2 separate regions of the Mus musculus genome follow, and region 2 is linked to region 1. The links are chromatin loops, found by intact Hi-C in ENCODE. Cell type or tissue: left cerebral cortex. All regions are shown on one strand.

The links. Peaks named below come from ENCODE experiments on the same cell type or tissue, not always from the same donor. Only the 100,000 strongest peaks of a DNase experiment are listed, where the experiment ranks them.
Region 2: a loop joins it to region 1, with 2.8 times the contacts of the local background. A loop is called at or near these places in 6 of 42 quality-filtered maps.

The regions. Positions count from the first base shown.
Region 1 is chr4:34,222,239-34,230,238 of GRCm38, reverse strand. No RefSeq gene overlaps it. Among named protein-coding and RNA genes, the nearest start is that of Gm33286, 82 kb to the left of the region's middle. In left cerebral cortex, no CTCF peak of the experiment used is centred here; DNase peaks (open chromatin) are centred at 3,270 and 3,978.
Region 2 is chr4:33,924,621-33,932,620 of GRCm38, reverse strand. It overlaps Cnr1 (cannabinoid receptor 1 (brain)), which reads right to left and starts at 7,977. Exons shown (of 2, transcript NM_007726.5): 1 at 7,463-7,977. In left cerebral cortex, no CTCF peak of the experiment used is centred here; DNase peaks (open chromatin) are centred at 5,855, 6,114, 6,326, 7,670 and 4 more places; H3K4me3 peaks cover 3,972 bases; H3K27ac peaks cover 3,462 bases.

The sequences.
Region 1 (8,000 bases):
GCATTACAGAATGACAGAAGCTATATTTTGAGCCACTTCGAAAAATTGTTGGAAATTCTGTCCTAATCCCAAGCTAAAATTAATTTGGAGGTTTTATTTTGGGCGGGGTATGTAAAACTTAAGTCAGCAAACTCGCATAGCAATTTAGAAAGATCAAACATTCAAGCAATCCAATCCAAGATATACTGATTTGATACTTACACTCTGAGGAAGGATAATACAAATTATTAAATCTTTGTTTTCCGCTATTAAACCATATGTCTCTACAAGGAGCAGAACATTGTATATGCACAATAAAATGCTGGCATTTATAACATACAACAACTCTGCATGTGAGTCAAGGTACTTCAGGGATGTGTGTTGGCATGGTGTGATACAATGTGCAGTACCAAGTGTGCAGGTTAGGGGTTCACAATCAAGGTGATAACGAAGCCAAGAAATAAACACAGCATGGGCAAATGCTGCGTGAAATATGCCGGATTCATTTTGAGCTTAATTCTGAATTAATTTTTGGCTGATCAAGTTCAGGAATCCTTTACTGTCCACAGTTCTTCCCTAACCCTGTATTCAAGTAATTATGGCCCACAAGATAAGAATCTAAAGTTTCCATAGCAAGCTATACAGAGAACAACAATCTCCATCTAGCCAGACTAGCTCAGATGTGGGTTTCTGATGGAAGAAGGACAGTTAAGAGTGATGTATAGCCGGGCGTGGTGGCGCACGCCTTTAATCCCAGCACTCTGGAGGCGGAGGCAGAGGCAGGCAGATTTCTGAGATCGAGGCCAGCCTGGTCTACAAAGTGAGTTCCAGGACAGCCAGAGCTATACAGAGAAACCCTACCTCTAAAAACCAAAACCAAAACAAAAACAAAAACAAAAAACAAAAAAAACAATAACAACAACAACAACAAAACAGTGATGTTAAGCCAGGCAGTGGTGGCGAATGCCTTTAAACCCAGAACTTGGGAGGCAGAGGCAGGCAGATTTCTGAATTCGAGACCAGCCTGATCTACAGAGTGAGTTCCAGGACAGCCAGGGCTATACAGAGAAACCCTATCTCAAAAAACAAAAACAAAAAACAAAAACCAAAAACCAAGCAAAAAAAAAAAAAAAAAAGTGATGTTAAAATCTACCACTGTAGCCTACAATGAGTAGAATCTGCACTGGTTACATGAGAGGAAAGGAAGGAATGAGAATTGAATTACCAAGTTCAAATCAGTGAAAGCTTGGCATCATGGAAGGAGCTGTTACCTAGAAGACAAGAGAAAAAAACACACAGACACACATACACACACATACCCACACACAAGCATGCATGCATGCATGCATGTATGCACATGTGCGCAGAAAAGATCATTTTGATGCTAAAGGATATGAAATCTACTTGGAATAAATACTGAGAAACACTCAATATGAGCTTATACAACACCAATTTAAGATAATTAAATTTATTCCAAGATAATTAGTTTTATTTTGTTTTTATTTCTACAATCAATTTCTAAGATTTTCATTTCCTTATAAAATATTTTGGATATTAATGAAATATTACATATCTATGTCTTCTATAGCTGTTTTCTTACCAGATAATTTATCGAAAATTTAAATCTTGCTAATTTTCTTCAGATTATTTATGTAAGAGAAAAATTACAAGTCCTAGTGACGCCCTACCTGTGTAATAATATTTACTGTGGTAATAGCCTATAATCCCCAGGGAGCACAGGACAAAGTCAGAGAGGTTCTTGAGTTGGGCAGGATGCAAAGAAGATACTGAGACCCGAACAGTTGGATGCTACTCAGTGGCAGACCTCATTTCTAAGTTGGCAAAGGCAGTGATGTCCCAGATGAAGTCTTTGAATGTACCAAATCCTTACTCCTCACCACAGAGTGTTCCAGAACAATGGTTACTGATGCATCCAGCTGTAGCTAATGTTCTTCAACGGAGATGGACCACTTTCTTCTTATATTTGCAATCCTGTCTGGTGGAAAATATTTTAGACTATTTATATTGTAGAGTGGGTTTAACTCAGACAGTGTCTGAAAGGGCTGCAGGGTAACTTTTTGTAAATGTTCAAATGCTGAGAGAGAATTTTAATAAAGATTCAAGGTAGAGTAATTGATGTCTGAATCCTAAAACTCACCACCCTTTCTGAGAAAATTGTATCTACAAAGATCAGTAGCCATGCGGGGAATACTAGCCAGTTTTATTAATATCAGAGCAAGTTCCCAATTGTAACATTATCACCCTTTCTTCCTCTTTCAAGGTGCCTTTGCTTATTGAATTGGAACATTGTATTAGGTTTAAGGACACAGGGGAGCAAAAATACTTCTTGCTAATGGCGGAGGTCCTGATTGTCTTGGTCCATACCTGAGTTTGGAAGAAGAAGAAGAGGAAGTGGGAAGGAGTACCAGAACAGCCCCTGGCAGCCAGCCAGCCGATCCTCAGCTGCACACGGTTAAGACATGGCGTTTACAGCAGTCCATTACTTTCCAGTGGGGTCACCTTACTCAGGCAATAGGCAGCCGATTAGCAACTCTGCCTCCTGGGCAAATGAACAAGTCAGAGATGGGCAAAATAGGGGTTTCATGTGAAAGCCAGAGAGGAAGCAGGATTTGAGAAGATGCCATCCTTGCCATGTGAGCCACACTTTTATGTAATGCAGAGCACTGTCCGTCTGGACATAAACTGATAATGGCTTTATTCCAATGTAGCTGCAAATGGAAATGGGACTTTGGATGGAGAATTAGTAACACTTATCCCTGAGTTTCTTTGTTGATAGTTAAGATTCTTAAGTTGGATTCAATTTCAGATAAGGACTCAGTATGAGAATAGGTTAAGAAGTCATAATACTCCTTTTCTATTTCAATTCGGGGACATTTCCTTCCCAAGTGTGGCTCAGAGAAGTGGATATGAGGAATATAGAACTCTAATGTGTAGTATCTAGGGGGGAAGCGCTATTCTTTCTTAGCATTACCCACATTCACAGTAATTGCAACAAAATGTTTTAGGAGGGCAAATGAGGTCTATGCCAGACAAAGCAGAATCAGCCAAAGCATCAAGTATTTGTCTTGCTCACGATGGTGGCATGCCATTGTCAGAGGAGAGTTTGAATCAGCAGCAGTTTGGCAAGAACGGACAAAACAAGGGAAAGGACTCCGGAGCAAGGTTTTTGAAAATAGCTGCCTCCAACTGGATGAAATTTCTCTTCTTTAGGTTGTGGTCCAGATGCCATGTGGTAGGTTTGGGAACAGTGCCACTGCCACAATTATCGACAGCACCCTCAGTATCCTGAACATTACAGTAATGGGCGAGTGACTCTACTTGGGTTGACAGTAATGAAGAAATGGAAGAAAAATATTAGTGCAGAAGCACTGGCAGCCTGCAAGGAACTCCAAGCTGGGCCCTCATGGTGGCTGAGTTCTCATCTCTGGGTTGTCCAGATGGGGATACAAGCTGTTTGTGTGATTATCTCCATCCCTAGGCTCCTGCAAAGAAAAGGGGCTTTGGTCATCTCCTACCTAGGAAGGGAACACTGACTTCCTCTAAGGACAGGCATACTCATTCCATGACTCATCTCCACAGTCGGGCCACATGCATAGCCAGCAAGCATTCCTGACCTCCTCGTATGTATTGCCTGCTATCTGATTCTTGTTGAACTGTCTCATTTGTCTCTGTCTCTGTCTGACTCTGTCTGACTCTGTCTGTCTTTATCTTACACACACACACACACACACACACACACACACACACACACACACACACACGCTCACACATAAACATGCCTTTCTCAACACAATGACCCCAACAGTCACTGTAAATGTCCCCATCACCTCACCATCTGCCTGTCTATTGGGCTTTGGGTTTTTCTTCTAGATTAATTCCCTTAGAGCAGAGAGTTTTTGTGGACTTGTTAAAAATGCAGAAATGTGGTTTCCTGAACTACTCAGCCAGAATATCTGGCAGCTGGCCCTGGGAATTGGCATCTATGTTAGCAAAGGCTTCTGGATGATCCAGATGCACAGAAACACGGAGAAAGCAGGCCTTGGGGAGCATCTGTGCTCCCCCACAGAGAGCCACACTCTGTGGCAGGCTGCACCACACTGACAGACAGCAGAAGACGCAGTGTGTTCTGAAGCTGAAAGGCTATTCCCCAAACATGAGCCGGCTGTGAACTGTCCCCAGTCTGCAGGTTGCCTAAATCCTGAGAGGAACATTTCTTGCATCTTGGACTAGTTCTCAGTGTTGTTTCTCTCTCCATCACGTTCCTTGTTACTCACTGACTTAACAACTGCAGCATGGCTGGTAAAGGATTCCCACATACAATGTATTCATCCTTATTACAAATCTATGCAATGAACATCATTAATACTCCCATGTGAAGGAATGAGTGTGCCTTGCTCAGTGTACCAGTTAGCAGGTTGTGAAGATAGTATTTGAACTCAGATTAGCCAAACTCCAAATTCTTTACTATGATCTTTCCTAAAACAGCTGAACCATAAACGCAGAGCAAGGAGAGCCATAGAATCTTATTGAAATGTCTTAACCTCTTTCACTACTGAGATTTCCTTTTGGTTCTACCGACTGCCAACCACTAATAATAGGAAATAAAGTGATAAGATGAAAACTGGTATGCAATGTAGAATTTGCGGTGGCTTACTGAAATATTGAAAATAATACCCAAGCTTCTAATCTAGCCTTTTATTTAAGATCCCAGACCCTTGGTAACCTTATCACCTTCATTTTAAAAACAAGGAAGCAGAAATACAGGGAGGGCTGGCTCACTAGCTGTAGAGTCAGGAACAAACTTCAGCTTTCTGCCTTTCTGTCTGAAGGAGTGTTATCCAACATCATTTGAAATCTGCCAAGCAATCACTCAAGCTGTCTGTGAGTATTCTATAACAGGTAGGCAAGTTGTATAGTGGGTACAGAAACAGAAAAGACACAATGCAATCTGGACTCAAAATATTAAGTATATTTGTAAAAACAAGGATTAGATGTAGAACCGAATGCTTTGAAAGCCGTGTTTCTCATGGTTGGCTGCAAATCAAAGCCACCCAGGGAACTTCTAAAGCCCCAGAAGCTTCCAGAATTAAGTACCTTTAAAAGTAAGGCACAAGCATGTCCATTAAAACAAATCAAATCAAAACAAAACAAAACAAAACAAAACAAAACAAAACAAAACAAAAGCCAACCAACCAACCAACCAACCAACCAACCAAACAAACAAACAAACAAACAAACAAACCTCATCCAGCCAGTGGTAAGAAGCACAGTAACAAAGTAGCACACTTCACAGTAGGGGCATGAGATACTCTAGGAGTAATGGAAAAAGAGAGGCAGGCTAACACTGCCCGTGACCATGGCCACTGGACTCAGACAAAATGACGGCTAAGTTGAGGGGGTGGAGAAACCACATGAGGAAGTCCAAGAAAAAGGCAGGAGCTTCCAAAGAGAGAGGTGCCAGTGAGGCGCCTGAGAGCTGACATCTGCAGGAAGGTCTAAGAGGTGGAGACAGGAAGAGCGCTGTTGGCATGGGTTTCTCCTGGGAAGCATGCATTGATTTGTAGGTTGGGTGATCTGGGAAACCACAAATAGACACCAATCAGAATAAACACACTTAGTTCTTGAAGAAACACATCGGTATCTCAAGTCTTAAGAAACCAAACCAAACCAAACCAAACCAAACCAAACCAAACCAAACCAAACCAAACCAAACCAAACCAAACCATTTAGTTACTGTGCTTTTTATTATTATTATTATTATTATTATTATTATTATTATTATTATTATTTCAAAGGGACCCTTGTAAATTTGGCCAGTCACTGTTTAGTTTCTTATTTCTAATATGTTTTAAAACTTTCCATTTATGTGTTCAACCACAAATTCCAAGGACTGTAAATCAGAAAGTAGTTACTTACTCCCATAACATTTGTCTTACTCTTGCACATCTCGTCTGGGCCAATCATTATGGTAGTTTGCAGGGTTTACAGATTATTGAATAGTTTCCTTCCATGATATTGCAATAGAACCTTTAGATACTATGAAATCTAGCTAGTAGGGATGAAGCTCCCAGGTCAATATCACCCTAATTTCTCTGTCTTCTATGGTCCAAGTATATGGTATCTTTAGCAATGGAGCAATAGAGTCCTGGAGGGTAACCAAGAAGAATGGCAACAGCTTGTGATGTTTAGACAGGGTATATGGGATCTCAGGGGCCATCAAAATAGGTAACAAGGCACTAGACATTTCACCTAATATTCTGGGATATCTTGGAGAGGTATTAATCTCCCTTATTTCCTTTACAGAATAACCCAATTTAAGCCCTGCCCCCCTTGTTGCATTTTTATTGGATATTTTCCTTATTTACATTTCAAATGTTATCCTCTTTCCAGGTCTCACCTCCAGAAAAGCCCTATCCTATCTCCTCCCCCTGCCTCTATGAGGGTGAACTCCTGCCTTCCCGCCCTGGCATTCCCCAACACTGGGGCATCAAACCTCCTCAGGCCCAAGGGTTGATCCTCCCACTGATGTCCAACAAGGCCGTCCTCTGCCACCTGTGCAGCCAGAGCCATGGGTCCCTCCATGTGTACTTTTTGGTTGGTGCTCCAGTGCCTTGGAGCTCCAGGGTTTCTGGATGAGCTTAGATTCCTTTTATATATGAATATAGATATATTTAGGAAACTTCTACAGTCATAGATCTCTATGTGGTATTTTCAAAAGTCTTTAGCATCAGTTACCTCTCTGCCTCCTCCTTCCACTCCCTACCCCCACCCCGTGTAACCCTCCATGGTCCATCCTTCTTCTTCTTCTTCTCTTCTTATTACTTGGTTTCCATCCCCCTTTCCTTGAAATCTCCCTGATGGTCCTTACGAGTGTCCTGGCATTGACGTGTCACTCAGTGCAAACACACACATCCGAAGCTTTAAATATAGCTTTCACACAGGAGAGGGAAATTTGCATGTGGCATTTGCTTTTCTTGATCTGATCTGACCTCACTCAGAGTGATTAATTCTAGATCTACCCATAACCTGGGAATTTCATAATTTCACTTTTCTTTATCCATTGTGTATATAGAGCATATTTTTGTTATCCATTCATGAACTGATTGAAGTCTAGGTTGACAAGTTCATATATGGATATAATGCACTACAGTTACTCTCCCTACTCCCTCCTGTTTTGTTTCCACTCCATTAGCTACTCTTTTTCTCATATTCATGGCTTGTGGCTTTATTTTTGCCATGGGCCATCAGTGTGACCAAGGGTTTGGAGCTCTCCATTAGAAGCTTATCAGTGGGACACAACTGGATACAATACCCCCTCCCCGAGAATGGTTAAGTAGAAAGTGGTAAGGTAAGGCCCCTGTGAATCTCTTCTTATTCACAGCCGACTGTTGGGCATGACTGGCTTGTGTGGGCACAGCTGCTTTGCGTTCATGATGGCCATGGTTGTGTTGTGCTTAGAGGATGGCATTTCGCACCCCTTCCACCTATCCTCTGTTTTTGAGTATCTTACTCCCCTCATTCTGCAATGTTCCCTAAGCCCTAAGTGGGTAGTATAAATGTCTTGCTCAGGACAGAGCCCTATTCTCAGTGTCTCATCCAGCCACAAGTCTCTGCATTTACTTCTGTTCACTGCAAAGAGAGGCTTCTCTGATTAAAGCTGAGTTTTGTCTGTGGGTATAAACAGATATTTTGAAGGCAGTTTTATTATGTCAATTTATCTAAGCATCAATAGTAGGTTTCCCACTAGGGCCTGTGACTTCCTCAATTATAAGTTTTTGGCTGGGTTTAGAGTACTAGACATGAATTCCCTCTTGTGGAGTGGACCTCAAATACAATCACAGAGTGATCTGTTACCCCATAATAGTTGTACTACTTCTGTACCAATGGGCCCATCTTCTCCGGCAATTTGGTATTGTAGTCAATAGAGACCACATCTGGGTAGGACTGTTGATGCCTTTGCTACTCCAGCAGCATAAACGGTGCCATCCAGCATGATGAGA
Region 2 (8,000 bases), 300 kb after region 1:
TGAAAACAAATATGTTTGTGCCAAGAGATAAACGTAAAATGGGAGGCTCAGAGCTCAGCTTCAATTCTAACAACAAACTCATTTCTCTTTTATGAAATATTTACCTAACTTGCAAACATGAAATTATCAACACAGACCATAACTAACTCTGAGGTGAAAATTAATGGAAACTAATTTTTTTTATTATTGGGATTAATATGAAATATTTCACAAGAGAAGCAAATATTAGTTCCAATAATCATATCCACTGAGAACAAGGAGAATTTCTAAATAATTCAATTCCCTTCCTACTATTTTCTCATTGGAATAATTTTAAATGAATTATGTTGTCATTTAAGTCCACGATTTCCTTTAAAAAATATTTTTTTTAAAACTATACATTTAAGTCCTAGTTACTTTAGTTGAAATGGCCAGAACATTTTCAGTGCATACTAGCAACACAGGAGATGAGCCAGAGTGAGCTCACAGGATGCAGACAATTACCTACACATGAATGTAGAAGTACTGGGCCTCAGTCACAATGCAAAAAACCACACGAAGATGTGATTTACAAGCATGCAAGTTGGAAGAAAGTTCAGAACCTCTATGCTGTTGTGCACATTCAAGGTCAAATTCATTCTGGGATTTGTGCGGCACAATTACAACATTCTGAACTGATCCGGAACGGATAGCGTTCAGAAAGAATGACATGAAGATAAAGGACTAGGTTGGTAAGACAGGTGCAAGGGAGCAGGATCCTCGGCCCCTGTACGCCTTGAGAACAGTCTGAGCGTCACCACACGCTTAGCACACGGGCCAGTGGCATCCTCCAAGTCAGCAGCAGGGCAGCCTCTGAGAACTAATGAGTGCAAATTCGGTTTGGATCGATAGAGTTAGAAATGCTAGCGTCGGCCACATCTGTGCTGCTAACAAGACCTCTAGGAAATACTTCTGAAATTTAAGAACCACTGCTTAAAGTTACGAAACCCATGAAAGAAGACCCAAATGCTGCAAGGGGGAGCTGGGCTTTAAGAAGACTGGAGTCTGTGTGAGAGGGCAGACTGTTGGTGAGTTCAGGTGTTGAGTGCACGAAACAGGGTGTGAGGACTTGCACAAGGTAAGAGAGCTCCCTACAGCAAAGGGCGGCGGCCCGGGTACCCCTGTCCAGCTGGAACACAGGAGTAGCTGTCTAGCCAGCAATGAGAGCAGGGTTGGGGAACCCCTCAATGTTTTGACTACAGTTCAGGGTTCCTCTAGACTTTCTCTGCAAACTTCCTGTTACATATCTTACCCGGTAAAGTAACTTCAAGATGCAATACACACTGACCCAGTAGACAAACCTAAATTAGGAAACTCTTAGCATTTTCTCCTAATTCTATTTACAAACCTCATGATTGGCTTGACAGGACTGCTACACATTTCTTAGACAACGTTGAGAAGAACATTTTAACTGCTGAGGATAGAAGAATTTTTAGAAAGTCAAAGAAATGAACACCTCAGCTCATTTTCTTACATGGGAAATATTTGTGTCTGTTCTTTACTCCCTAACCATAAAGAGATGCATCACAGGAAATGAACATGGAGACTTTGCAGAGGCAGAGACTCACTGTAGACTTTTGCTACTAGCATCTAATAGCAGTATAACCTACGACTGGTATCTTTCTTAAGTACCTAGGCGCTATAAGCCTGTAGGAATATAATCCAAAAATATTCAAATGTATAAACTCTGAGCAACCATTTCCCGATTATTACAATGAAGATGAACCCCAGGTTACTTTATCATTATTCCCTCGTAGCTTTATGAGAAGTTAAATGTTACTTCTAAATGTAGTTGAACATTCTCAAAGCCAAATTCCCACTGAGGCAGGACTACAGCATTCTTAGAAAATACTTTTTTTTTCCATCTCAGTTATGTGTTAAACTACCCTAGCTTTCCCTTTCATGTGTACTCACTTGCTCATTATTTGTGCAAGGGGTGAAAAAAATATACAAACTCTGGCTACTGACACATTGAAAGGAGTAGATATTTTAACCAACCAAAATAGTCACACAGCATTCAACGGAGTGTCTCTTACAAGAATAGATAGATTTGATTTTTAAAGAATGCTGTATGAAAAGCAAATATGAATGGTAAAGGCAGAATATTGATTTACTCGCTATGGGAGTCAGTACTGTAAAATTACTAAATACAAATGTCCAAAAAGGCAGAGACTTAGGACACAATTTTTAAAGATTTTTAAGGGTACTAGGATTTCTCAGCAGTGTGACCGCAGCACTCGTTCCAACTCCACTATCACACTGACTACAATTCTCTTGTTTAAAAGTATGGCTCCAAAGAATGGCTAAAGAAGTGGTAAAGGGTGGAGAGAGGCCTTCCCATTGAAGCACAAACTTTGAAAAACTAAACATCCCAGTTACGTTGTATTTTAATTATATCTAAATACCCATATACAGTTTGTGAGAGCATTTGTCAGTATATTAAACCACCACAACAGATTGCCTGGCACAGTTCTGAGAGATGCCTCTGCTTTTCTTTAAAAAGCAATAGCATGGAATTTGCTAGTAGGGAAAAAATAGCTATTACATTATCAAGTATAGGAAATTATACTGCACCTTCTCTCCAAAGTTTAAAAAAAAAGATAATTTTAAATGCTACTTAGAGTTAATAAGGAGTAGTAAGGGGTCAAGTCAAAAGGATCAAATCTGCTCAGCTTTCATAACTAGAGGTAAGTAAGCATGCAACCAAGAGCAGGAAGGCAACATTAAATAATAAGATATCCAACTGTTGAGGGGAAAACTCTCCTTTGAGTTAGAAGAGGGGAGATTAAACTCAGTCCATTCTCCCCTCCAAAAATTGCAAAATCTCGTTTATGAAACGTATTCAAAAGTACAAAATACAATGGCAGTGATGCAGGTAATGCAACAAGATACAAACAGATGCTTGTCTGAAATCCCAGGGTTCTCATAGGAAGAGTTCCAACACGTTTATTCTAAACTAAATGACAACAAGACAAAGAAAGCAAGACTTCAAAAGGTCTCTTAAAGTGTAGGTGTAAAAAAAAAAAAAAAAGTCTCTCCAGTTGAGGCCAGAGCAGAACTCAGGTCACTACCAGGACAAGTGTCAGGCCCAATTCCTCCCATTTGGGGAAAAAACAGTTCTTCCTTAAAAAGAAGAAAAAAACAAAAAAACAGGAAAACAACAACAACAACAACTTTAAAAACTCAACTACTGTAGTCCTCAAGAATTTCATTATCACTTTCCAATTAAAGTCTGTCCCAACGTTGTTCAATACTCATCTATGAGGATAACTCCTCAAACTTAGGGAAAGAGCCAGTCTGACACCAAGAACGTTTGTACATGCAACTAGATGTCCTAAGAAAATTCTGTCTCGGAATGTGCTCTAGGGTGCCAGGATACCCTGTTGGGGGGAGAAACATGACCCAGGAAAGCTTTTAGTAGGTATTTTCTGCTCCAAATTACAGGCAATTATGCTGATTTCATTCAAGGAATGGCTCTGATGTGTTATTATCCATCTATCATGAGCACACCTATTATCCACGTGTCAGGCGCAAGGAAAACATTCATGTAACATTAAGCCACTGAATCATGGTGCGAGGTGGTGGCCAGCGCTAGAGTTAATCCTCCCCGTTCACTCACCCGCATTTCTTATTGTTTGAGCATCCTTGTAATAACATGATACCATTTGAAACAGGAAGCGAATGGGCGCTATTTTAACATGCACTTTGTGATTTTCTGCCAATTGGTATAGTTCTAATATCCAAAAAAATTTGAATTATCAAGACTGGCAAAGAGCTGTCTTAAACTCATCAGAAGCATTGGTGTTTATGATATAATTATAATCAAGTGTGGTGATGATCCTCCTCAGCCTAGAGTCAGACCTTAGGGCCCCTAGAGAAGTGCACAAGATTATTAGGGCACAGAAGACCAGAGCAGATCTGCACCTATCTTGGAAACAAAGCAGCCTTGTTTTAATTCAACATGAATACTTCCTTTTGCTTCGTGTCTTCTGTGTCCATCTGTGTAGTTGGTTTGAACTTGGACATTTTCCCAAAGTTGCAGTATTCATTTAAAAATCAGAATGGTATTTTCACATATTTAAAAAGTCACTGTACCTAAATTTTTACTTGACCTACAACAATGAGAAAGTTTGTTCTTGCATAGGTTAAAAAAAAAGTGTTTCTACACATTCTGTTTTGTAACTTATGTGGTATAGAGTTTGAGAGCATTGATATTCTGGGTGACATTTATCACTTCTTTTAATCCAAGAAATATTTTAGAATCTGAAGTGAACTTTATAAGACAAACCTAATCTAATCTCAGAACATACAGCCAAGCAAATTAAATAGTTATTAAAGAATTAGCAGTTCAGTGGGGAAGTGTTGAAGTCCCAACCCACACAAGACAGAACCTGTACATTTATAACATACAGTTAACATTTTTATAAGAACAGGATTGGGAAAGAACTGGAGATCTGGAGAAGAAGATACAAAATTCCAGAGTTCAAATACATAAATGAAGTTTTTATTTCCTTGTGTCCTTTTCATTATTTACCAGCCAGTAAGAGAAAAATAAGCACAACTCTGAAAATACAGGTATGCAGTCTGTGACTCAGCCCTGGTGGTTTTTCAAAAACTCTGCAGTCTTGGTTTACAGTAAAAAAGCAGAATTATAAATAATTTAAATCCAGAGGCTGGTTTCACTCTACCGGACCAGTCAAAAATGATGACTACCAAAATAGGACAGACAAGTCTTCAACTGGGAAGACCTAACATCCTTTAAAGGTGCTGGGAACCCAAGCTCTGAACTGTGCCCATTATGCAACAAACTAATGTACTTACCCCCAAGAATAACAGGCAGCATCCTAGAGGAGAGACTTCATCTCACTAACCAAATTCGAGAAGCTATGACCAAATTGTCCTTTACTAATTACGTGTTATTAGGTATAACTAAATTCAATTTGCTATTTTTTCCTTGTAAATTCCCAAATAGCTAGTTATGGAAAATTATTTATCAGGCCAACTGTTTTCTGGGAAGAAGCATTTGGTAAGTGCCATGAACTCTAAACTGCCAGTATAAGCTCTATTTCATAATACTTTCCTCTTATGTAGTAAATCCAACTCTAATTTCAAAGACCAATACACAAGACAAACCAAGGAACCTGTCTAAATATTCTTGTGGTTAATGCTAATTCTAAGTCAAAGCACAGGAGAATGTCATAGATTGTTTTGGAGAGTTTCACAGGCTTTGCTTTCGTAATTAATAAGCTGACAGAGCATACTAAACACTTATCAACACAATCAATGAGGCTGCTTCCTTCTTGAGAAAACAGATAAAACGATTCATGGAGTTTTCCTTCAGAATTGTCTGTAATACATAATATGTCACAAATATCATGGTTCTTTTGGAAAATTTCATTCCGAGCAGTTTCATCTGGATAACATTTAACAATTTCACTATTTTAACATTTTGAAATGCCAAAAAGAACACACTGATCCTGCAGTGAGGCTTATTAGAGAGGAGCAGTCTCACAGGCAAGCCAGAAAGGAACACAGTCCGCTGGGAGATGGGTAACAGGGGGGAAAAGCAGGGAACACTGGAGAGCAAACAAAGCCAAGCCCCGCTCCACCACGAGGTCTGATTTTCCCCAGAATTAAAACTTTACATATACAATTCATCACCTATGGCTTAATTAATTAAGTTACAACCTCCATTTCTATACGCAGCCACCGATGCCATTAAATGTAGGGGCAAAAATATCAGATGTGTCTTCTTAACAATGAGCACGCAAGCATAGTCATTTTGGAAGGTCACAAGTGAGCATTCCCACCATGTGGTATTACTGCACCCCCATGTAGGATCAGGGGCACAATGAAAGCTGCCCCAGTAGACACTTATACATACATACATACATACATACATACATACCTCAGCCATGGCTGTTCCTTGCTTGAAACGGGAGACATCTTTTGAAGCAATAAAAGAGCCTGCTCACAATAAGTTCTCCTAACGACCTAAAATGATTAGTTTTTTTTTTTAACCATATCAACATGAAGCCTCTTTTGCAGCTAGAGCAACTGCTAGTGTACCTAAAAACAACAGCCTGCAGTATGTGCTGCTTAGCATTCTAGAGGTGCATGCATTCTGTTCCTGTGTGGATTTAATCAGAAATATATATATATATATTTCTCTCAGTTAAGAAAGTATTCATGGCCTTTCCTTTGGATAAAATTGCTTGTAACTGAGTTAGAGAAGGTGGGGCGTGGAGGGAGGGGAGGCAGAGAAAAATCGATCAGCAGATCTATCTCCCTTTCAAATTGTCAAAAGCTGGGATTAGAAGACCAGCACTTTAAATCAGTCAGTCCTATGGGAACCTTGGAGGTCGGCTACTCCTAGTTTCTCAATTTTCTGCCAAACAGACTGATGTCAGGAGTGACCCCACAGATAATCAGTACCCGCGGAGTCTCCTCTGAGCATGTGCATCTCCCCATTGTTCAAAGGAATTAAGTTGGCAATAAAAACGAGAAGTTATGGGACCCAGAGAGGTATCTTTCAACATCCTTAAAACCAGTAAATCTGCTCTAATCTCTTATTAGATTAAATGTCCAAGGAGATTTAATATGCCAAGAAATAAACAAAGGCAGGAAGAGCTAGTAGCTCCTATTTGGAAGAAAAATTTAAAAGATAGGAAATAGGTTTTTTCATAGATAGGTTATTAAATTTTTTTCTCACCTCTTTGAAACCTTTGAGAGATAAACCATGTACTACAATTAAAAACACGCATGTTGCTTTAAACTTTGAAATGACCAAACAACAGTTTCTCACATCTATCATAGCAAACATTTGCATTCAGGAAATGCTCCATTTGTGACTTGTAAGCCTTAACCAAGAAACATCCTTTTAAAATAAAGCATCAACTTCATTCGTCTGGTGCCAGCTCTTAGTTTCATGTTCCTATAACAGTCAATCACAGGTATCAATACTATATATATTAGTTTTTCCTTAAACAGAGATGGCTGCTGTAGCTATCGCTCTGTATCAGAAGTTCCTTATTTAACATAGATTTCTTTACATGACATTTAGTATTTAATTGAGTCGTTTTCTACATGTGGTGCAGAGACTCTGGAAGACTTAGTTTCTGATAAGGCTAAAAGACGTCAAGCATCAACTCAAGTGCCTGTTTTCCAAACATGCACAATTACACATTTTCTACAAACAGACATCAGTGTATGCAGAGCTAGGTGCATATCCAGTAAATTGTAAATGGTAGAAGCCTCCAGAAGTAGCTTAGACCACAGGTAACAAGCTGGGACTATACAGCTAAGTAAACACCATATTAGCACGATTTGCTCTCCTGGAACACGGAGCAAGAACTCCGCGTAGGACACCAGGGGACCACTGGCCAGTACCGAGGGGGCGGGAGGCGGAAAAGCTATTCCCAAACGCCACTGTGCCAGGTCTTACCCTTCGCATCCCCCGGTCCACGGGCCAGAAGCTCCCTCGGCACCTGTCGCCCAGCCAAGGGGCTGGCTCTCTGCTACAAGGAAATTTGCCCCCAGACTCTATGAGAGCTCTGCAGACAGCCCAGGCTCCCGCCTGAGCCAGGGGGAGGCTCTGGCGCCAGGGGAGCCAGAAGGAGGCGGAGGCGGAAAAGAAGTGGAGAAGGTAGAGGCAGCGAGCGAGCAGGGGAGGCGGCGCGGGGCGCGGTGGGGCGGGGTGGAGCGGGGCGTGCCCGCGGCGATCGGTCAGTAAGTCAGTCGGTCTGCGCGCCCGCGTCCCCGGCCTCTAGCACCCGTGCGCCACGGCCCCTGGGACTGGCTCCCCTGGGCTCGGACAGGCCCGCTTCGTTCTCCGGCTCTCCCCGGCGTCCCACTGACCGCGCTGGCCGGCCTGGGGCCGCCCGCTTGGGCCACCCCGAGCGCCCGTCGCCGCGCCCTGCTTGAGGTCCCTGCCTCTCCCTCAGCTCGCGCGCTGTCTCTGGCTCGCTCTCGCTCCAGTCCCA